Regions from separate parts of the Homo sapiens genome. Here region 1 is linked to region 2. Evidence: chromatin loops called from intact Hi-C (ENCODE). Cell type or tissue: mammary epithelial cell. All regions are shown on one strand. Each heading gives the region's core, and the rest is flanking DNA. Links, peaks and the distances in the headings are about the cores only. Region 1 has its middle 7.8 kb from the start of PRRX2. Region 2 holds the start of MIR6855 (microRNA 6855).

Evidence for each region. A loop is a pair of places that touch in the nucleus more often than their neighbours do. Peaks named below come from ENCODE experiments on the same cell type or tissue, not always from the same donor. Only the 100,000 strongest peaks of a DNase experiment are listed, where the experiment ranks them.
Region 1: it touches region 2 in a loop (11-fold over the local background); 3 of 110 quality-filtered maps call a loop at or near these places.

The regions. Positions count from the first base shown.
Region 1 is chr9:129,651,867-129,663,779 of GRCh38, reverse strand. No RefSeq gene overlaps it. Among named protein-coding and RNA genes, the nearest start is that of PRRX2, 7.8 kb to the left of the region's middle. In mammary epithelial cell, for the core only: no CTCF peak of the experiment used is centred there; a DNase peak (open chromatin) is centred at 6,759; H3K27me3 peaks cover 284 bases.
Region 2 is chr9:129,868,479-129,879,785 of GRCh38, reverse strand. It overlaps USP20 (ubiquitin specific peptidase 20), which reads right to left. Exons shown (of 26, transcript NM_001110303.4): 12 at 10,784-10,924; 13 at 10,361-10,476; 14 at 9,942-10,114; 15 at 9,239-9,333; 16 at 6,271-6,304; 17 at 6,042-6,087; 18 at 5,030-5,210; 19 at 4,831-4,957; 20 at 4,307-4,476; 21 at 4,145-4,226; 22 at 3,548-3,656; 23 at 1,346-1,448; 24 at 142-213. MIR6855 (microRNA 6855) reads right to left here and starts at 10,181; the gene lies at 10,115-10,181. RefSeq lists enhancers at 4,921-5,421, 9,067-9,566. In mammary epithelial cell, for the core only: no CTCF peak of the experiment used is centred there; no DNase peak of the experiment used is centred there.

The DNA of each region.
Region 1 (11,913 bases), core at 2,660-10,659, 220 kb after region 2:
CCAGTCTCCCTCATCCTAGGCGGCTGGGAGGAGCCCAGTCTGGGCACCAGGGCATACCCAGTGCTGCCCACAGTGTGTGTGGCTGAACCACTTTCTGAGGAACCGAGCAGGGTAGGGCCACTACTGGGCTCAGGATGTCTGGGAGGACCCTGCCCCTGCACCCAGCAAAACCCTCAGAGTGGAGGGGTCTTACCCAGGAAAAGCACAGCCCACTGAGTAGAGGCTTCATCCCAGAGGCAGAACAGTTTTGTGTTGGAGACAGGGTTCCAGCCCCAGCTATGCCCCTACTGCCATGTGGCCTCAAATTCAGCACCTTGGCCGGGCGTGGTGGCTCACGTCTGTAAGCCCAGCACTTTGGGAGGCCGAGGTAGGTGGATCACCTGAGGTCAGGAATTTGAGACCAGCCTGGCCAACATGGCAAAACCCCATCTCTACTAAAAATACAAAAATTACCTGGGCATGGTGGCATGCACTTGTAATCCCAGCTACTCGGGAGGCTGAGGCAGGAGAATCGCTTGAACCTGGGAGGAGGTTTCAGTGAGCCGAGATCGCGCCACTGTGCTCCAGCCTGGGCAACAGGAGCAAAATTCCATCTCAAAAAAAAAATCAGCACCTCCCCTCTCCAAGCCCCAGCTCCCTGACAGTGGAAGGCGCCTAATGAAGAGCCTGTCTCCTGGGCACAATGGGGACTCCATAGTAGGTGAACTTCTGGGCCCATGGCCTGGAACACACAGAGGGTACTGTTGACATTGGCCTGTGCAGTCAAAGGGCCTGAGGGATCATCTAGATCATTCCCTTGGAAGACAGATGGGAAAACTGAGGCCAAAAAAAGGTGAAAGCTCTTCTGGAGCTGGGAGAACCATGGAAATTGTTTGGTTTAAGCCCTTTTGTTTTACAGATCAGCAATGCGAGGCCCAGAGCTGGGAAGCGCAGTGTTCCGATCTCTCGGCATGGCCAGTGGCCACAGTGGCTTCTTCCACTCACTCCTGCAATTACTCATCCTACACATGTTGAGAGGTAACTCCATCTCTGTAGCATGATGGCTGTCTGGCACCAGCCTCCTGGGTGCAGATCAAGACCTTGCCTGAGCTTTGAGCAATCTATTTAGCCTCTTTCTCTTGGGGGCCTTAAATGTAAAATGAGCTGACTGGGTGTGGTGGCTCAGGCCTGTAATCCCAGCACTTTGGGAGGCTGAGGTAGGAGGATCTTTTGAGCCCAGAAGTACAAGACCAGCCTGGGCAACATAGTGAGACCTCATCTCTAGAAAAAAAAAGTAGCTGGTGTGGCAATGCATGCCTATAGTCCCCAGCTACTTGGAGGCTGAGATCGGAGGATTGCTTGAGCCTGGGAGGTTGAGCTACAGTGAGCTGTGATGGCACCGCTGCACTCCAGCCTGGGCAGCAGAGTGAGACCCTATCTCTCTTTTTTTTTTAATTTAATTTTATTTATTTATTTATTTATTTTTAGTATTTATTGATCATTCTTGGGTGTTTCTCGCAGGGGGGGATTTGGCAGGGTCATAGGACAATAGTGGAGGGAAGGTCAGCAGATAAAGAGACCCTATCTCAAAAAAAAAAAAAAAAAGAAAGAAAGAAAAAGAAAAAGAAAATGAGCTGTTAGGAGGATTAAATAAACCAATGTATAAATAAAGGACACCTGGTACCTAGTGAGCATTTAATACATGTTAACAATGATTATTTTTTAAATATCTGGCTGGGCGCAGTGGCTCATGCCTGTAATCCCAGCACTTTGGGAGGCTGAGGCGGGCAGATCACCTGAGGTCAGGAGTTTGAGACCAGCCTGGCCAACATGGTGAAACCCCATCTCTACTAAAAATACAAAAAATTAGCTGGGTGTGGTGGCGGGCACCTGTAATCCCAGCTACCCAGGAGGCTGAGGCAGGAGAATTGCTTGAACCCGGGAGGCAGAGGTTGCAGTGATCCAAGATCTCGCCATTGCACTGCAGCCTGGGCAACAAGAGTGAAACTCTGTCTCAAAAAATAAATAAATACATAAATACATAAAACAAATAAAATAAACATATGTTCTGAGAAGTAGACAGGGCAAGGATGGTGAACTCGGACTGTGCAGCTGAGGGACATGGGTATGAATCTACCCACTGCCATTTACTGGCTGCGTGGCCTTGAATATGTCACTTGCCCATCCTCCCTGAGTCTGTCCCATCGTCTGTAAAATAGGAATAGTAGAGGAGCCAATCCAAAGGGTTCTTGTGGATTTACCATCATTATTGTTGCTGCCTATTCCCTTGCCCAGCCTGGGGATAAGGGCTGGGGTTGGGGCAGGGATGGAAGGGTGGGGCAAAGGGCATAGACTGCTGCACTGTGCAATAAGACAAGAAAGCAATAAGACAAGAAAAAGGGATGAACTAAAAATAATTCGAATATATCTTTGTAGCTTATCTCTATATATCTAGAGAGATGAAGAAAGTTCTATAATATACAGTCCTACATATAGTTTTATGTTTAGGATTGTATACTATAGTCCTATGTTATAAAAGTGGAAGTATGTTTACCTCCTGTTTTATAACCTGCTGAGCATGAGCGTCAGCTCTGATCCAGCCTGGGAATACACCCAAGGAAACTCCAGGGAATCCCAGGAGGGCAGAACTCAGGGACTCATCACCCCAAAGGGATATGGCTAAAAATAAATCATTTCATGATGATTTTGATAAATCTGAGAGGCTAACCCAGAAGAGGAAATGGAGGGCAAATAGGATTCCCATTCAGAACCTCTCAGATCAACTTGTGGTTACTGAGCCGGGCACTGCAGCCAGCCAGGGAGAAAGGGAAGGGAAAGAAAGAGGGCCCCTGCTCACCAGATGGGATTCGCGGAGAAGGAGCTGATTATTCACTGGTGGTTCCATTTGAGGCTAAGTTCTAGGTCTGACCTTCAGTGAAAACTCATATTTGCCCCAGTCTCAAAAGCTCACATGTTAAAAATGAAAAGGTAACTTTTCTTATTGCAAAAGTAATATGTTATGGTTGAGATTTTAGAAAGCATCATTAGAATTAAGAGAATAAAAATCACCTATAACCCATTCCTAAAAGGCCTTAACACACACACGAGGCGTTCAAGACTTTTTCCTTTTTTTTTTGAGATGGAGTTTTGCTCTTGTTGCCCAGGCTGGAGTGCAATGGCGTAATCTCGGCTCACCACAACCTCTGCCTCCCAGGTTCAAGTGATTCTCTTGCCTCAGCCTCCCGAGTAGCTGAGATTACGGGCATATACCACCATGCCCAGCTAATTTTTGTATTTTTTAGTAGAGATGGGGTTTCTCCATGTTGGTCAGGTTGGTCTTGAACTCCTGACCTCAGGTGATCCGCCCACCTCGTCTTCCCAAAGTGCTGGAATTACAGGTGTGAACCACTACGCCCGGCCACTATGGGCTTTCGTTAAGGCTCCTAAACTCTTTAGGCTTCAGTTTCCCCATTTGCTTTTTCCTTTCCTTTTCTTTCTTTCTTTCTTTGTTTTTTTTTTTTGTTTGTTTGTTTTTGTTTTTTTTGAACAGGGGGTCTCACTCTGTCTCTGTCATCCAGGCTGGAGTGCAATGGCACAATCTCGGCTTACTGCAACATCTGCCTCCCAGGTTCAAGCGATTCTCCTGCCACAGCCTCCGGAGTAGCTGAGATTACGGGCATACAGCACCACACCCAGCTAATTTTTGTACTTTTTAGTAGAGACGGCGTTTCTCCATGTTGGTCAGGCTGGTCTGGAACTCCTGACCTCAGGTGATCCGCCCACCTTGGCTTCCCAAAGTGCTGGGATTATAGGCGTGAGCCACCGCGCCTGGCCACACCGTTATTTTCTTAAGAATAAATACCTAGAATGGCCGGGCGCGGTGGCTCACGCCTGTAATCCCAGCACTTTGCGAGGCCGAGGCGGGCAGATCACAAGGTCAGGAGATCGAGACCATCCTGGCTAACACGGTGAAACCCCGTCTCTACTAAAAATACAAAAAAATTAGCCGGGCGTGGTGGCGGGCGCCTGTAGTCCCAGCTACTTGGGAGGCTGAGCCAGGAGAATGGCGTGAACCCGGGAGGCGGAGTGTGCAGTGAATCGAGGTCGCGCCACTGCGCTCCAGCCTGGGCAACAGAGCGAGACTCCATCACACACACACACACACACACACACACACACACACACACACACACACACACACAAAGAATAAATACCTAGAATAGGCTGTGGTGGGCAAATAATGACCTTCCAAAGGTGTTTATATCATAATCCCTGGGACCCATGAATGTGTTAAAGGGGAATTAAGGTAACAGATGGAATTAAGCCTGCCTATCGGCTGACTTTAACACTGGAGAATTGTTCTGGATTATCTGGCTGGGCCCCATATAGTAATCACAAGTGGAAAAGGGAGGCAGCAGAGTTGCTGTCGGAGTGATGTGATGTGAGAAAGACTCTATTGGCTGTTGCTGGCTTTGAAGATGGAGGAAGGCAGCCACAAGCCAAGGAACGCAGGTAGCCTCCAGGAGCTGGAAAAAGCAGGAAACAGAATCCAGAAGGAAATACAGCCCCGCCAGCCCCTGGATTGTAGCCCGGGACTTCTGACTCCAAGAAAGCTAAGATAATCAATTTGTGTTTTATTTATTTATTTATTTATTTTTGAGACAGAGCGAGCACTCTGTTGCCCAGGCTGGAGTGCAGTGGCACCATCTCAGCTCACTGTAACCTCCACCTCCTGGGTTCGCGCGATTCTTGTGCCTCAGCCTCCTCAGTAGCTGGGATTACAGGTGTGCGCCACCATGCCTGGCTAATTTTTGTATTTTTAGTAGAGACGGGGTTTCACCATGTTGACCAGGCTGGTCTTGAACTCCTGACCTCAAGTGATCCATCCACCTCAGCCTCCCAAAGTGCTGGGACTACAGGCTTGAGCCACCACGCCTGGCCCAATTTGTGTTTTTAAAATCATAGGTTTGTGATAAGTTGTTGTTTTGTTTTGTGTTTTTGAGACAAAGTCTCATTCCATTGCTCAGGCTGGAGTGCAGTGGTGTGATCATAGCTCACTGCAGCCTTGACTTCCCGGGCTCAGGCCATCCTCCCACCTCAGCCTCCGGAGTAGCTGGGACTAAGGTGCAGGCCACCACACCCGACTAATTTTTTGTAGGGATGGGATTTCACCACATTGCCCAGGCTGATCTCAAGCTCCTGGTCTCAAGTAATGCACCCACCTCGGCCTCCCAAAGTGCTGAGATTACAGGTGTGAGCCACCTCACCAGCCTGTGATGAGTTGTAACAACAAATAGAAAACTAACATACTGGGCTGGACGTGGTGGCTCACGCCTGTAATCTCAGCACTTTGTGAGGCTGAGGCGGGTGGATTCCCTGAGCTCAGGAGTTCGAGACCAGCCTGGGCAACATGGTGAAACCCTGTCTCTACTAAAAATACAAAAAATTAGCCAGGCGTGGCGGCATGCACCTGTAGTCCCAGCTACTCAGGAGGCTGAGGCAGGAGAATTGCTTGAACCTGGGAGGAGGAGGTTGCAGTGAGCAAGATTGCGCCACTGCACTCCAGCCTGGCGACGGAGCAAGACTCTGTCTCTAAACAGCAACAACAACAAAAAACTAACACACTGGGTCAAAGATTCTACACAGATTGAAGACTTTTGATAATATTACCACTTTGTCTTCAGAAAGGTTGTATCAACTTCTACTCCTGGCAGCTTCTCTGTATCCTTGCTAGCACAAACTACTATAATTTACTTTAAATTTCAAAAGGTATTTCTCTGTTTCAATCTGCATATCTGGAGTTATTGCTAAAGGTAAGTGTCTGATATTTAATGGCCACTTGCGTTTCTTACTTGTGAAATGTCTGTTTATATTCACTACCCATTTTATTTTATTTTATTGAGATGGAGTCTCACTCTGTTACCCAGGCTGGAAGGCAGAAGGGAAATCTCAGCTCACTGAAACCTCTACCTCCCAGGTTCAAGCGACTATTGTGTCTCAGCCTCCTGAGTAGCTGGGATTACAGGCAGACAGGGTTTCGCCGTGTTGGCCAGGCTGGTCTTGAACTCCTGACCTCAAGTGATCCATCTGCCTTGGCCTCCCAAAGTGCTGGGATTACAGGTGTGAGACACCGCACCCGGCCTCACGACTGATTTTCCACTGGAACAGTTCTCTATTTCTTACTGAGTTACATTAGTGTCATTCTTTTTTTTTTTTTTTTTTTTTTTTTTTTGAGACGGAGTCTTGCTCTGTCACCCAGGCTGGAGTGCAGTGGTGCCATCTGGGCTCGCTGCAAGCTCTGCCTCCCTGGTTCACGCCATTCTCCTGCCTCAGCATCCCAAGTAGCTGGGACTACAGGCGCCCGCCACCAAGCCCGGCTAATTTTTTATATGTTTAGTAGAGATGGGGTTTCACTGTGTTAGCCAGGATGGTCTTGATCTCCTGACCTCATGATCCGCCCACCTCGGCCTCCCAAAGTGGTGGGATTACTGGCGTGAGCCACCATGCCCGGCCTAGTGTCATTTTTAAACCATCACAACCTCTGCAAGACACTTGATCGTCAATGACTCAAGGACTAGGCCCGTTTCACAGATGGGGAAACAGAGACCAAGGACAAGATGGAATCCTGCAGCCCTTCTGGTTCAGTTGATCAGCCCCTGCAGCCACAGACCCAAGAGCCTGTTCTGAAGAAGGCAATTGAACAGGGAGGGGACACAGAGGCACACAGGCGAAGTTGTGCTCACTGCTGTGTGTCTGGGGAATCATAAACACCGCAGGCTGATGTGACTCAGACATGACTAGGTGTGACCGTGACAGACCACAGCGTTCTGTAAATATTGTGTCAGGCTGAGATTACAGTGGAGCTCCCTGCTCATCCCAGACCCCAGTCTATCCCCTGGGAAGTGGAGGCTGAGCTCGGGGGGGTAGAATATCTGGCTATCTCTCTTGGCTCGCTGCTCAACATTTCCTAGCCTTGGTTTCCTTCCTGAGGATCTCCTGACTGGGATACCCTGCTGAAGTAAGTGACTGGTGCTCAGCTCTTGGTGAGGGTTGAAATCGTACACCCCTTTGAAAAAGGTTCTGACCTACTTGCAAATTCAAAGATAAAGATGAGCTCCACAATAGCAGGGTCCCACTTAAGGAGCCTTACTGTAAGCCAGGCAATGTATTAATACTAAACCGTATTGTCTCAAAGCCTCCTTACGACTCTCATGCAAGGAAGGGAAACTGAGGCTCAGAGATCTTAAGCTCTGTGTCCCAGTAAGTTTGTCAGCCTCTCAATCATCACGCCAAGTTGTTCCATGAGAATTAAGGGCCAGGAAGTTATCTTTTTTTCCTTGAAGAATTATAGTCTCTCCTTTAAAAAAACAACAAACAAACAAACAAAAAAACAAATAATGAAACCTGGGCAACCTGCTGTATTCCCCTTTTTGCCTTGGCTACCAGGAAACCCAGAGCTAGTGTTATGATGTAATCACAGTAGCTCTATCTGTCCAGGTGGCAAGTCAGTGTATTAGCCCCCCTTTTCTTCTCCTCCCACATGGTTCTTTGTTTTCCTGTTTTTGTTTTAAATCTTTTATAGGTGCTGGCCCCACATTCGACACTCTCCAGCTGCCGGACATTGATTGGGTCACTTCACCTCTCTGGGTTTCAGTTTCCATCCTTGTGAAGCCATAGGTAATAATAGCACCTCCCTGCTAGGGTTCTGAGAATCAAATGAAAAGATCCATGTATAATAAAAAGCCTAGCAGGAGCCCATATGTTGAAAATATTCAGTGAACATCACCTATGGATGGGAAGAAAGGCTTCGAGAAAGCCAACATAGAGAGAGAACCTGTCCTAAGTGGGAAGATCCTGCTGGGTTCAAGGCCGGTCCCACTGTGGGCTTGCGTGTGACTTTAGGCAACTCACTTCCCTCTCTGAGCCTCAGCTTCCTCACTGTAAGCTGTTTGCTGTGCCCTCTTGACGCTGTAGATGAGAGTCCAAAGACTTTGTGTGTCCTTTTCACCATGAAGTCCCCAAAGCCTTACACAGGAGAAACTGCTACAGGAGGCGGGGGCAGCTGGCACATAGCAGGGCTCCCTACACGGCGAGCCCAAGAGTGAGCATCTGGTGGAATGCTGGTGGTCAGGGTCTCCACTGCCCACCTGGCAGGAAATGACCGGCACCAGGGTGGTGGACTGTACTTTGGCCAATCCTGTGGGGGCTGTTAGGTAGGTTGGAATCCTGAGGACCCAGCAGAGCAAGGACAGGCCCAGATCTGGGTGTGGAAACAAATGACAAGCTACTTTTGGGTGCCTACTTGGCGCAGGGCTCCAGGAGAGCAGGGCTGTAGGCCAGGCAACCCCCTTGCCACCCCTCAGGGACTGCAGGCTTCACAGGGAGCCCAATGGGAAACAATCCTGAATGATTCACACCACCATGATTTATTGAGCACCTACTATACACTGAGGCATCCCGGGTGTGCACCGGGCCGTGAACCCCAGTGGGCCTCTTGAGGAGATGCTACGGTCCAGCTGTGGCAGCCTGGTTACTGCAGACTGAACTCGGACAGGCTTGACCACTCTTCCAACAAAGACGTCTTCCAAACTGTGGGCTTTGGGTTTCTGGGACAGACACAGCTCCCAGGATGACCCTTGCTGGAGAACTCCCTTCAGTTACAAATGGGGAAACTGAGGCTCGGAGAAGAAAGGACTAACCGCGAATCTGGGACCCAACTCCCACTACTGCTCTCCAAATTGTCTCCTGGCAAACTTTCCCCACTCTCCCCTGTCGTTCCTTCCCTGGGAGTCGTGGGAAGGATGCCTGAGGCGAGGGGCACAGGCTGAGGCCTGGGGGGCCCTGAGACTTCCCAGAGCCTTCTGGAGCCCTCAGGGCCTGCCTTCCTCCCTCCCCGGGCCCTACATCTTGCTGCGATTCCCCTGCGGTGCGGTGGAGCTGTGTGAGGCTGTCCACTGCACACAGCGTGGGGGGGCATGTGAGGATGGGGAGCACAGTGGCTGACGACCAGGCGGGGCTGAGGATTGGGACCAGGCTCTCAGCTCACGGGCTTAATTGGGGATATAATAGTTATTATTATTTATAACTTACTCTTGAACCCGCGCCAGGAGGGTGTATTCACAGCCTGCACGATCCAGGCAGGCGTTAAATAATTAAACCAAGGGCCTAATCGGCGGCGAAACTCCCCGTGGGCTCCCACTTCCTTAGTCCGCTGATTGCTGATATTTTGGGAGTGAAATATGATCATGTTTACGATCAAAGAGATCAGAGTTCCAAAGGAAAGAAACGGAAAAAAGGAGGAGGGGGTGCGGACTCTTCCAGTTTTCTTTTCCTCTGAGTTAGTGGTCTGGTAAAGTTTCTTTAAACGTGCAAAGATTTACACACCTTTCTGCAGGCAGCCTTAAATTACTCCCCGATCCCTCACACATTTCCCTGAGCAGTGCAGGAACAGTAAGTCATTGAGAAAGGAGCAGGCCTCCCCGTAATCACTCCGGCAGCCTTTGAGAAAGAGAATGTCTAATGACTTTTTTTGAAGTCGAGGTCAAGGTTTTTTAAATAAAACAATCTGTATTAATGCAATTTCCTTTTTAGCTGTAGCATTGGATTTTTTTTTTTCTTTTTGGAAATAGGAGGCAGGGCAGGGAAGGACATCATTTTTCTCTCACCAGACAACGCGTCCCTAATGAGATACATTTATTTAAAAATCTGTATATCATCACCCTGTCAGGGCCTCCAAGCGGGACCCTGAGCCTCCCCGTTGGTTTGTTTCAGATTAGCGGGACGTGTGAATGGCCCTGCAGTCTGGCTTGCTCTCCCGGCCACTGGTCTTCCCTCTCCCTCTCCCTCCCGGGGAGTTCAGTGCAGGTAGCCGTATTTTATGCCCCACCATACCCTGCCCCATCAAATCACCCAGATCTCAGTACAGCAAATTTGGCCTCGGATCCTGGCCTCGGGTCCTCCACCCTCCCACCCACACCCCACCTGCCTCCCGCTGCTCAGCCCTGAATCCTCAGATTCCTGGAGGCCTCCCTCCTTTGCCCCAGGAGGAAATAGCGCCCAGTGGTGATGCCAGTGACTCCGCCCCACACAGATCTGAGTTCGAGTCCCAGCTCTGCCTCTCACCAGCCCACTCACTGAGCCAGCCCCCAGTTTCCTCAAACCTTCGTGTCTTGACAACAAGCCTGGGGTCCACTAAACAGCAGCGGCCACCATCCGGGACTGGGGAGGGGCACTGGGGATAAAGCTGTGATCAGATGGCCCAGAAATGCAGGGAAGTCACTGAGCCAATATTGATAGCGAATGTAGGAGCAAGAAGATCAGGGACCATAAGGGAGGGGGAGAGAGGGGTATCAGGGAGGGCTTCCCTGAGGAAGAGGCATTCAGCCCACTGTTTTTGTTTGTTTGTTTGTTTTTTGAGACAGAGTCTCACTCTGTCACCCAGACTAAAATGCAGTGGCACAATCTTGGCTCACTGCAACCTCCACCTCCCAGGTTCAAGTGATTCTTGTGCTTCAGCCTCCCAAGTAGCTGGGATTACAGACATGCACCACCATGCCCAACTAATTTTTGTATTTTTAGTAGAGACGGGGTTTCACCATGTTGGCCAGGTTGGTCTCGAACTCCCGACATCAGGTGAGCCGTCCACCTTGGCCTCCCAAAGTGCTGGAATTACAGGCGTCAGCCACTGCATTCGGCCTGTTTTTCCTTTTCTTTTCTTTCTTTTCTTTTTTTTTTTTTTTTTTTTGAGACAGGGTCTCACTCAGTTACCCAGACTGGAGTGCAGCGGTGCAATCACAGCTCACTGCAACCTCAATCTCCCGGGCTCAAGCGATCCTCCCACCGCAGCCTCCCTAGTGGCTGGGACTACAGACACACACCACCACACCTGGCTAATTTTTTTATTTTTTATTTTTAGTAGAGATGAGGTCTTGCTGTGTTGCTCAGGCTGGTCTCCAACTCCTAAGCTCAAGCAATTCTCCCATCTCAGCCTCCCAAAGTGCTGGGATTACAGGTGTGAGCCACCGTGCCCAGCTGAGCCCACTCTTGCAGGTGGAGCTGCATTCAGTAGGTGTAGGAGGGCCAGGTCTAGATGTGGCCAGGCAGGAGACCTAGCACGTGCAAAGGATCCTCAGAGCACCTGGCTTTACCTGCTCCCGGGGGCTGCAACTCACAGTAGCATTTTTGGTATCACTGTGCCTCACTTTCCCCTGCATGCCCAAGAGCTCAAGTTTTATATATATATATATATAAAATATATAAATTTCTATTTTATATAAAAATTATATATATAAATTTTATATAAAAATATATAAGTATATATATTTACATATATATATATATATATTTTTTTTTTTTTTTTTTTTTTGAGACAGAATCTCACTCTGTGGCCCAGGCTGGAGTGCAGTGGCGCGATCTCGGCTCACTGCAGGCTCCACCTCCCGGGTTCACGCCATTCTCCTGCCTCAGCCTCCGGAGTAGCTGGGACTACAGGCATCCGCCACCACGCCCGGCCTATATATATTTTTTGAGACAGAATCTCACTCTGTCGCCCAGTCTGGAGTGCAGTGGCATGATCTTGGCTCACTGCAACCTCTGCCTCCCGGGTTCAAGTGATTCTCTTGCCTCAGCCTCCCGAATAGCTGGGACTACAGGTGCGCACCACCATGACCCGCTAATTTTTGTTGTTGTAGTAGAGACAGGGTTTCACCATGTTGGCCAGGCTGGTCTCGAACTCCTGACCTCAGGTGATCTGCCTGCCTCAGCCCCCCAAAGTGCTGGGATTACAGGCATGAGCCACCACGCCCGGCCTCAAGTTATATTTTTAAACTCTGTATGCACCAAGGTTATGGGACATCCATAGGTGCCTGGCCATCTGTAGACCTGGCCCCCCTACATCTCCTGAATGCGGCTGCACCTGCAAGAATGGGCTCGGCT
Region 2 (11,307 bases), core at 3,308-11,307:
GCCTGGGTCTGGACTCAGGTGGACGTCTCAGCCTGACTCTAAGACAGGTGGTAAGGGGGCTCCTGGAAGGACGGGACTGGGCAGCAGCCTGGCAGCCAGGAAGGGCAGAGAGGAGCCTGGCTGACCCCAGGGGGAACTCACCCTGCTTCAGCTGGACATGGCCGCTTCCTTTGACCTGTGCAATCCTGCTGTTGTCAATGGGCCCGGGGGGCTCTGCAACAGACACAGCGGGCTCGGGTTCAGCCCCTGCCATGCCCTCCACCCTCCACAGCAGCAGAGCCATCCCAAGTGGGGCCGCCCCAGGCCTGGGGGTCAGCGTGAAGTCTCTAATGGATGAGGCGCCTGAGCCACCCAATGCTCCTCTGTGGCAGTCTGAGGACCCAGCAGAGGGAATTTCCAGGACACACGAGATGGTCTCAGACTCTGTGCTGGCCGCAGGAGCTGCGGTGGATGGCCCATGCCCTTATCTCTGCTGGCAGCTGCCGCTCACCACGCCCCTTCCCCTCTGCCCAGCTATCTCATTTAGCCTCGGCAACCACAGGACAAGACAGAGGTTTACAGAGACAGAGCCGAGGCCTGGGAAGGTGAAGTAACCACTCAGGTCATAGCTGGTAGAAGGCAAGGCCAGCGTCCAGGCCAGGGCGAGGGCTCCGGAGCTACATTCTCAACCACAGCCATGCTGAAGGCCTCAGCCACCACCAGAGAGGCCTCACGGTGGCCCTGGCACCTTCCCCGACTAGCGGGATGGCAATGAGGCCTCCCTTCCCAAGCACAGGTGGGTGCTCATGCTCCACACCAAGGGTCCCGTGAGCAGAACCGTGGGCTCTACCCACCCTGCCGGGCCCCGGAGCCACAGGTTAGATTATGCCCCGAGGGCGCCCCAGCCGAAATTTTTAATGCAGGTTTAATAGTTTAGAGCCTGTGGGCTTCCATGGCTTGGTTCTGCTGTTCTTCACTGGGGACTTGGGGGACCCTGGGAGCTTGTGATGGGGCCTGTCTCCACCTCTGTAAATCCAAGGAGTCAGATGACAAATCTGTCATTTCGGGCGACACACTCCCCTGAGGAAAGGGCCTTGCAGGAGGGCAGAGCAGCTTGCTGGGCATGGCAGGGAGTGGAGAAGGGCAGGGGGCGCAGAGCAGGAGCAGCTTCCTGCCTCTGGGTGGGGACAGTGATCCCCACTGGGGACTGGCAAAGCCCCATGCTCTCTGTTCACCCTGGATGGGTGGCACCTGGGGGCAGGCATGGGGCCTGCAGGAGCCCCTGTGTGCCAGCCCTCCCCTGCCAGCATCCCATCTCCCAGGAGGCCCCCAGGGCAGGTAAGTGCCAGGTCCCCCCTCAGCTCACCGTTGTCCTTCCCCTTGACGAACGCCTCCCACTCCCGGAACCACTGCATGCTGATGCAGTAGATGACGCCCGGCGACTCCTCGGCCTGGAAGGCCTTGTTCAACTGGCAGGCGGGCAGGGACGGGAGGAGACAGAGGGCAGGTCAGTCTCTATTTACCTTCAGCAAGGATTTCCCAAATGCCCCCGCCCCAGTCCCTCACCCAAGAGTCTTACAAAAACACCAGATACTCAAGGTGAAAAATCAAACCCCCAGACAAGCTCAAACAAAATGAACACACCCATCACTCAGAGAGGACGGTGGTAACATTTTGTGGGTCTCTTCAATAACTGTTTGACCCAACTGAGACCACAAGGGAGATTCTACTTTTTGAGAAGGAATCTCACTCTGTCACCCAGGCTGGAGTGCAGTGGCGCGATCTCGGCTTACTGCAACCTCTGCCTCCCAGGTTCAAGCGATTCTCCCACCTCAGCCTCTTGAGTAGCTGGGATTACAGGTGTGTGCCACCACCTGGCTACTTTTTGTGTTTTTAGTAGAGACGGGGTTTCGCCATGTTGGCCAGGCTGGTCTTGAACTCCTGACCTCAGGTGATCCGCCCACCTCGACCTCTCAAAAGTGCTGGGATAACAGGCATGAACCACTGCGCCCGGCCTGGGAGATGCTAATTTTCTCCGGTTGAATAGAATGTGCCTATCTGCTCAGAGAGGCAGCTCTCCTTCTGACAGGAGCATTTTCTTTTTCGAGATGGGGGGTGGTCTCACTCTGTGCCCAGGCGGGAGTGCAGCGGCGCAATCATGGCTCACTGCAGCCTTGACCTCCTGGGCTCAAGTGATCCTCCCACCTCAGCCTCCTGAGTAGGTTGGACCACAGGTGCATACCACTAGGCCCAGCCCTGACAGTCTCTTTTTCGTTTGTGTTCTGAGACAGGGTCTCACTCTATTGCCCAGGCTGCGGTGCAGTGGCATGATCACGGCTCACTGCAGCCTCAACCTCCCAGGCTTAGGTGATCCTCCCAACTCACTCAGCCCTCCAGGTAGCGGGGACTACAGGTACACATCACCATGCCTGGCTAATTTTTGTATTGTTTGTAGAGATGGGGTTTCGCCATGTTGGCCAAGTTGGTCTTGAACTCCTGGGCTCAAGTGATCCACCTGCCTCGGCCTCCCAAAGTGCTGGGATCACAGGCGTGAGCCACCATGCCCAGGCAGCAGAATCATTTCCTAATGGCCACAAAGCACGGGCGTCCCTCAGTGTCTCTCACCAGGCCCTCCCTGTGAGTGGAACACGTCCTAACCCTGTTAGAAGTAGCGTGGCAGGGAGGGAGTGCGCCAGGAGCCTCGCCTGCACTCAGCTCCCTCACAGAAGTCCCTCTTCTAAACACAGTCACACTTGAGTCCTGGTTTGCACCTTGGTTTTCACTTCCTGCTTTATCTTGGGCAGTCTGTAGAGCCCAGTGGTTCTCACCCAGGGCAGGGAGGGTACTCTGCACCCCAGGGGACCCTGGGCAATCTCTGGAGGTCATTTTGGTTGTCACTAGCACTAGTGGGTAGAGGCCAAGAATGCTGCTAAACATCCTACAATGCACAGGACGGCCCCACAATAAAGAATAATTCAGCCCAAAATAACACAGCCAAGGCTGAGAATGGGATCCATCTACTGGTTCTTTAAGCTCAACAGCACCCGGGCGATGAGGCTTCACTTACTCAAGCCAACCCTCCCACCAGGAAAAGCCCTCCTAGACACCTGGCCATCTAGTTCCCCGCAGAAGACTCCTTTCTTTTCTTTTTCTTTTTTTTTTTTTTTTGAGATGGAGTCTTACTCGGTTGCCCAGGCTGGAGCGCAGTGGCACAATCTCAGCTCACTGAAACCTCCGCCTCCCAGGTTCAAGCGATTATCCTGCCTCAGCCTCCCAAGTAGCTGGGATTACAGGCACCTGCCACCAAGCCCAGCTAATTTTTGTATTTTTAGTAGAGACGGGGTTTTGCCATGTTGGCCAGGCTGGTTTCAAACTCCTGACCTCAAGTGATCTGTTCGTCTCAGCCTCCCAAAGTGCTGGGATTACAGGTGTGAGCCACCATGCCCAGCCTCAAAAGACTGCTTTCAAACTTGCTCAGGGACTGCACAGGATTCTTCTGTCCCCAAGTCCCCAGCTGCCCCAGGCAGAGGCTGGCAGAGCCGCCCCCGCGCCGCCTCGCCGCACGCACCTTGATGAAGGTGTCGATCTCGATCCTCCTGCGCTTGGCCAGTGCCTCGATCTCCACCTGGCAGATGGAGCACACGTACAGGTGGTTCACGGCGGGGCCACCCCCGAATCTGTGCCCAGGGTGGGAGAGAGAGACACGGCCTGAGCGGGGTACCAGGGAGGGGAGAGTGATCACTGCCTTCCACTTCCCCCTCAAGCCATCAGTGCCCCCTCAGCGCTGTCGCAGGCCTGCATGCACCTCTGTGTGAGCACCACAGAGCCTGCAACGGAGCAGCGCGCCCACAGCCCAAGGGAGGTCCTGCTTCAAGGCTGAAGAGCAGATGGCCAACACACTCAGCTGTGCTTCAGCAGATGGCCAACACACTCAGCTGTGCTTCAGCCAGTTTCCTGTCCCTTGCCGCTGGAAGGATCCAAGCGGATTCCCACAAACGACATGTGTCATTCTCCATGAGACAAGTGAAGGCGGCTCTGTGCTGCCCACGTGGAGGCCAGAGTGTGGTGTGGGGTCCTGGTGGCATTCCTTCCCTGCCCTCCCCTCTTTTCCTGCCCAGCTGGGCCCTGGACAGGACGGAGACAAGTTGGCCTCCCAGGCTCTCACCTGTTGTACAGGTGCTCCCAGACGTTCTGGGGCAGGATGACCACCAGGTCGTCGATGTAGTGGTATTTGTGGGGCGGGATGCCTGGGAAGAAGGTACAGGGAGCGAAGCTGTGGCTCGGCCCAGCTGCCCACCCTGCTCTCCCACCACAGGGGGCGCCTCACCTCCGTGGGAGCAGAGGAAGGTCTGGTTGGTGATGGGGCCTGGCTCCGCGAAGGTGTTGAACTTGTTGAGCCACTCGCGGGACACGTAGAACCGCAGCAGGCTGGGCTCCCGCATGGCGGCCAGGGACACCACCTGCTGTCGCTCCCGCATGGCCTCCTCGCTGCTCTTCCTGTGGGGTGAGGAGGGGGCGAGAAGCTGTGCCTGACGGCTGCCACCTTCAGACACATGCAGAGCCCCCATCCCAGTGCACCTCGGGCTACCGGCCCTGTCCACCACCTCCTGGGTCCTTCACGGGTCCTGGACATGTGAGCAGCCCCCTGTGCCGCCAGCCAGGGCCCTGGAGAAGGCTCCAAGCTGCCTTCCTGGGTTCCCCACAGCAGCCAGAGGGCTGTTTCTTAACAATCCAAGTCCTTACTTCCCTGGCTTAATCCAGGCGCTGTCCCCTACACACACCCAGAAGGCCCATGGGTCCCAGGGGACGGGGATGGTGAGGTTCCTCCACCAGGCCTGGCCCAGCGCCCACCTGTAGAAGAGTACGTAGCCCTCGGCGTTCTGCACCACCGTCTCGTGGACTTCTGTGACGTACTGGTCATCAAACTCGTACCACTGCCCATTGATCACGTTCTGGCAGTAGGCGATGTAGTGCCCACCTGCGGCGGCAGAGCAGACGGGTCACAGGGATCCTAGCGGATGGGGACGGCAGGGGAGGGGACATGACTCACTGCCTGCCGTGCCGTGGTGGCAGATGACCGAGAGGAGGTCGTAGGTGGTGATCTGGGATGTGCACTCCTTGGCAAGGAAGGGGCGCAGGTCGAGCCCCTCGAGGGGGAAGGAGACGTGGCTGTTGATCTTGAATGAGTACATCACCTCGTGCCGAAAGCGCTTTAGGTGAATGCACAGGATCTGCGGGGACAGAGAGAGCGCCGGTCATCTAGGAAGAAATGATGCGGGCCCTCGCAGCCTTGCCCACGGGCCCAGGACAGCTGATGGGATCATGCAAGCTGACTCCATTGGAACAAATCCAAGAGTTCCACGTGGGGGCCAGACTGGGCTCGCTCTAAGTCACACAGATCACTCCCAGCTCCACTGCTGAGAACTGGACCCCAAGAGCTGCAATGAGCCATCAAGTTTACCAGTTCTGTCGGCACTACCTTTGAGAAGCCACAAAGCCTCCCCGAGCCACCACAGCCCCAACCTGGGCCCCCTCTGCCAGGGCCCTCTCCTCTTTGCTCCAGCCACACGTGCCTTCCTTGGTGCGGACAAGCCTGCTCCTGCACTGGGGTTTTGTCTGTTCCTTCTGTGCCTTCCATCCACGACGCTGACACCAGCCTACACCCTCCAGGCCCCACTCAGACGTTACTCCTCAGAAAGACCCCTGGCAACAGCCCCAGCTGGACCAGCTCTCCTCCCGCCACTCTGCAGCTGGCAGGAGCCATAGCTGTCTCACTGGGGGTGGTAACCCAGTGTCCCACACACCTGCCTCCCATTGGGCCCTCATACAACATGTTAGACAACATGTGCTGAGGCTACCGAGAGAGGGCACCAAGTCACAGTTGGAAAAATGTGCCCCCTGCCAACCCTTCCCAGAGGTTTCTCAGCCAAAGCTATGGAGTCTCCACGGCCCCTGCAGCACAGAAGTGCCCGAGCAGTGGAGCAGGCTCAGCCCCTGCCTGGTGTGTGCTGGTGTGCATCCCGAGATAGCTGAGGAGGAGGCTGCCGAGGCCACTGGCTCACCTCGGGCAACCGCAGGACTTTGCAGTACTTCACTCCGTTCCGCAGCCTGGGGAGGAAGCACGAGCCAGCATCAGTGTCCGGCATCAGGGCCAGGGGCCAGGGAAGCAGCCCTCCACCCGGCTCCCTTCTGGGAAGGCAGGATTATAGGGGGCTCTCTGCAGGAACCCAAGGGGAATATGTAGGGCACAGAAACGGCAGTTAGGGAGAAGGCGGGGGAAGGCTCACTTACTTCTTACACCGCTCACAGCTGTACATGTTGTCACCTAGGGCAGTAAAACAAAGGGTCAGAGGTTAGCAAGGATGCAAAATGAGGGAGCAAAAAAAAGTGACTATAATGATTTCTGCTTAAGAAATAAAACCTGGCTGGGCATGGTGGCTCATGCGTGTAATCCTAGCACTTTGGGAGGCCGAGGCGGGCGGATCCCCTGAGGTCAGGAGTTCGAGGCCAGCCTGGCCAACATGGCGAAACCCCATCTCTACTAAAAATACAAAAATTAGCTGGACGTGGTGGTGCGTGCCTGTAATCCCAGCTACTCAGGAGGCTGAGGTGGGAGAATCGCTCGAACCTGGGGGGCTCGGGGCAGAGGCTGCAGTGAGCTGATGCCACTGCACTCCAGCCTGGGTGACAGAGTAAAACTCCATCTCAAAAAAAAAAAAAAAAAAAGAAGAAGAAAAAGAAAAAGAAATAAAACCTGAGAGGTACTGGAGGGAGGGAAGGCCCTGGCTGGGCCCCACAGCCAGAATCCATACAAGGGAGAAATGGTTATATTTGACCCCAGAAATACTTCAACATCTGTAAGATACCACCAAAAGCAAAATTAAAAGGCAAAAGGCAAAATGGAGGTGGGGTGGGAAGTGCAACATTAATTACAGAAAATGTATTTGAAACAATTTTTTTGAGATAGGGTCTTGCTATGTTGCCCAGGCTGGTCCCAAAGTCCTAGGCTCAGAGGACCCTCAGCCTCCGGAGTAGCTGGGGTCACAGGTACATGCCACCATGACCAGCTTAAAATCTTAATGTATAGTTTCCCCCTCCATGCACACTGTGAAAATTAAGTCAAAATGGGATCAAAGATCTCAATATAAGACCTAAAACTATAAAACTTTTAGGAGAAAAGTAGGAAAAAAGTTTCATGACATTGGATCTGGCGATGATCTCTGAAACACAACACCAAAGGTGCAGGCAACCAAAGCAAAAGACACAAACCACAGAATGAAACGCACCCTACAGGATGGGAGGACAGGGTTATAAGTCACGTATCTGGACACATAAAGAACTCCTCTAACTAACGAGGCCGGCACCGTGGCTCACACCTGTAATCCCAGCACTTTGGGAGGCCAAGGCAGCAAATCCATTTGAGGTCAGGAGTTCGAGACCAACCTGGCCAACATGGCAAAACCCCATCTCTACTAACAATACAAAAATTAGCCAGGTGTGGTGGCACGTGCCTATAATCCCAGCTACTCGGGAGGCTGAGATGGGAGGACTGCTTGCACCCAGGAGGCGGAGGCTGCAGTGAGCCAAGATCATGCCATTGCACTCCAGCCTGGGTGACAGAGTGAGACTCTGTCTCAAGAAAAAAAAGAATCCCTATAACAAGCAACAAAAAACAAAATAGGCAAAAGACTCACATAGATGTTTTTCCAAACACTTACAAATGGCCAACAAGCATATGAAAAGACACTTAACATCACTATCATTAGGAAATGCAAATCAAAACCACAACGAGGCTGGGTGCGGTGGCTCACGCCGGTAATCCCAGCACTTTGGGAGACCAAGGCAGGCGGATCACCTGAGGTCAGGAGTTCAAGACCAGCCTGGCCAACATGGTGAAACCCCATTCTACTAAAAATACAAAAATTAGCCAGCCGTGGTGGCATGTGCCTGTAATCCCAGCTACTCGGGAGGCTGAGGCAGGAGAATCGCTTAAACCCAGGAGGTGGAGGTTGCAATAAGCCGAGATCATGCCATTGCACTCCAGCCTGGGCGTCAAGAGAGAGACTCCGTCTCAAAAACAAAACAAAACAAAACAAAAAAAACGCACAATGAGATACCACCTCATACCCATGAGGTTGACTCCCATCAAAAAAGTAAACAAAATGAGTGTGGACGACGATGTGGAGAAACTGGAACTCTTGTGCGTCACTGGTGGGAATGTGAAATGGGGTGGCCACTGTGGAACCCAGTACGGTGGCTCCTCGAGAAATTAAAAATAGGCATAGACCCAAAGGGATGAAAGAAGAGAGGTGTGCACACCCATGGTCAGAGCAGCATTCCTCACAATAGCTAACAGGGAAGCGGCCTGAGTGTCCACTGACGGATGAACGAATAAGCAGAAAGGCCCCAGCCATCCACACAATGGAACAATAAATAACCAGCATACAAAAGGCAGGGCATTCCGACACACACGCTGCAACGTGGATGAACCCTAAGGACGTTATGCTCAGTAAAAGCCGTCAGTCACAAAATGGCAAGTACTGTATAATTCCACTTCTATGAGGCCTTTAGAGTAGTCACATTCACAGACTTGAATGTGGAGGTTGCCAGGGGCTGGGAGGTGGGAGTAGGGAGCTGTTTCACGGATACTGAGTTTCAGGTTTGCAAGATGTAAAAGTTCTGGAGATGAATGGGGAGGATGGCTGCGTGACCATGTGCATGTATTTAACACTACTCGACTGTGCACTTTCTGTTAAAAACAGCATTTACAATGGTTATGGTGGTAAATTTTACATTTTGTGTATTTTATCGCAATTGAAAATTGGAAATAAAAAAAAAAGAGAGAGTTTTCCCAAAGGTTTAGATGCCAAATAGCCAACGGAGAAAAAGAACAAGAACAGGAATGGGCAATGTTTAAATAAATACATAGAGCCAGTATATTTAACAAAAAATGTAGAAACTCATCAGTAATCAAGGAAATGAAAAATTAACATACATCATTTTTGCCCACCAAATTGGTAAAAATAAAAATAAGTGAACACTCAAGAGCTGCAAGATGATGGGGTTGGGATAGCACATGGCCCTGGTCCAGCGTGGCTGGCAGTGGGCGTGGGTATCTGATGGGATCAACCTTGGAAGCCAAGTCTAGCCTGGCTGTGCATCCCACAAGCCCTGGGCTGCATGCTGGCCTGCTGGGGTCTGCACATCCCCGTCCCCACAACCCTCCACCTCCCCGACCCTTGCCAGCCAGGCCCCTCACCCTTTAACTCATCAGCGGCAAAGAAGGCAGCAAGGCAGTCTTCCAGGGTGACGACAGGCCCCCAAAACCAGCTGGGGGTACAGGATACCACAAACCTACAGACAGAAAAGGAGTGCAGGGGTGCTGCCAGGGCCTGGGCAAGAACAGGAGCTGAAGGGACTCTGGCTGAGGTCTGTCAGGCCTGAGCCGCAGAAGGACCCTGAAGGCCCAGAGAAGCAGCCGGGCACGGCGGGTCGGGGCAGAGGCCTGGAGCCAGACACGTCCGTGTCCTGGGCCGAGTGACATCATCTCTCCGCAAGCCTGGCCTCCTTCATCTGTGTTGCGGCCATGATCATGCTACCCCCTCCCTGGGGTCATGCGGGTCTCTGGCCTCAGGCAGGAGAGGCAGCCCTGGGAAAGCTGCTGCCCTTCCCGCCAACCAGGCCTGTGTCCTGCTGCTGCCCTCCCTTCAACCTGCCATGTGGTCACCTCCCTGCTGTCCATCGCCCTCCAGCTCCAAGGGACTATCCAATCCTGGCCACTTCAAAGTAGCCAAGAAATCCCCTGCATATTAAGCCAACTCCTCTGCAGGCTTCGGCCCCCAGCTCCTCCCAGGACCTCCCTGGTTCCCCAAATGCATGGACTTCACTGTGTACTGTCTCCCGCCCAGGAAAACCAGGACAGGCCCAGCCCATGTCGCCCAGTAGTGGCAAGGTGGGCGCACCGTCGGATGTACTCCACAATGAAGGCCAGCCAGCCCTGGGCGGCATAGCTGTCCCCACAGGCGCCTGGCTTGGCCGGCACATTCTGGTAGATGGCTGAATGGAGCTTGGCCAGGTCCTCCTTTCCAGGAATGGGCAGTGATAAGTCCTGGAACGTTTCCACTGTGGTGGATACCTGTGGGGTTGAAGGTCAGTCTGCTGCCCATCCTCTGGCAATGTCTGCACCCCAAACCCCAAGCAGCAGGTGAGGGGCAGAGGGACTACTCCCCAGGCCATAGACACGGGATCCACGCAGGCAGGGCCCTCCCCTGGATAAAAGCAGGGAGCACCCGTGGAGAGCCCACCCTGCACCCAGTCAGGGCAAGAGCTGCTGAGGCCACTGGCAGCCTGGCCCAGCTCCCCCCATCCCTGGGGCACCCACCCGGTCACAGGTGAGACACTGCACAAGGCTGAGAATGGAGCCGTCAAAGATGTCTGAGATGACGCTGCGGTAGCGCTGCTCCTTCCGCCTCCGGCTGCCAGCACTCAATACCTGGGCTGGGGACACAGCACAGGACTAGCCCAGCCTCCACCTGCCTGGCCGGGGCGAGGTGCGGGCCCTGCGGCTTCCTTTGACAGGATGTGGAGTGACATCCGTGAGTCACATGACTGGGTAAGCAATTCACCATCTCATGCCTCTGTGTCATCCTCTGCAAAACGTGGCTCCCACACTGGTGTCTCAGGGGTGTACCTGAGAGGAGCCCATAGCCCGGCCCTCCGCCACAGGGGGCCATGAGAAAGGCAGCTACGGGCGTAATCTGTACTCCCAGCCTCAAGCTGACCCACCCTCCCGTGCCCCCCGAACCTTTCTTGAGCACGTACGACGGTGCCATCCTCACGGGGCTTGCACGAGGGGGGCTGCTAGACAGCTTGGCATGGCCCTCGTGGTGGTGGACGGGGCTGCAGGGGCGAGAGGAGCTGCGTAGGTGAGCATCATTGTCCGGCTCTGGGGGCAGAGAGGGTACCATGCTGGGCCAGGGCAGCCAGGCCAGCTCCACGAGTGGGCAGGAAGATGACCTGCCAGCCCCTCCTAAAGGGACGAAAGCCTGACCCTAATGTGTCTCCTCTGTCATGTGCCCACTCCTGGCCCCAGCACACAGGCCGGAGCAGACCTGTCCAATCCATGTCCGGCTGGAAGGCTCAGGGCTCTGGGAGAGGGCTCTGAATTGGGCTCCAGCATTATGAGCTAGGGGACCCTGGGCACATCACTGAGCCCCCCCGGAGGCTGACTTCCCCACTGTCATTCGGGTCTAGTGAAGAACCCGTCCCCCGGGGGCTACTGCAGGTCGGCGCTCAGCACCCGGTAGGTACTGGGCCATAGGCTGAGGT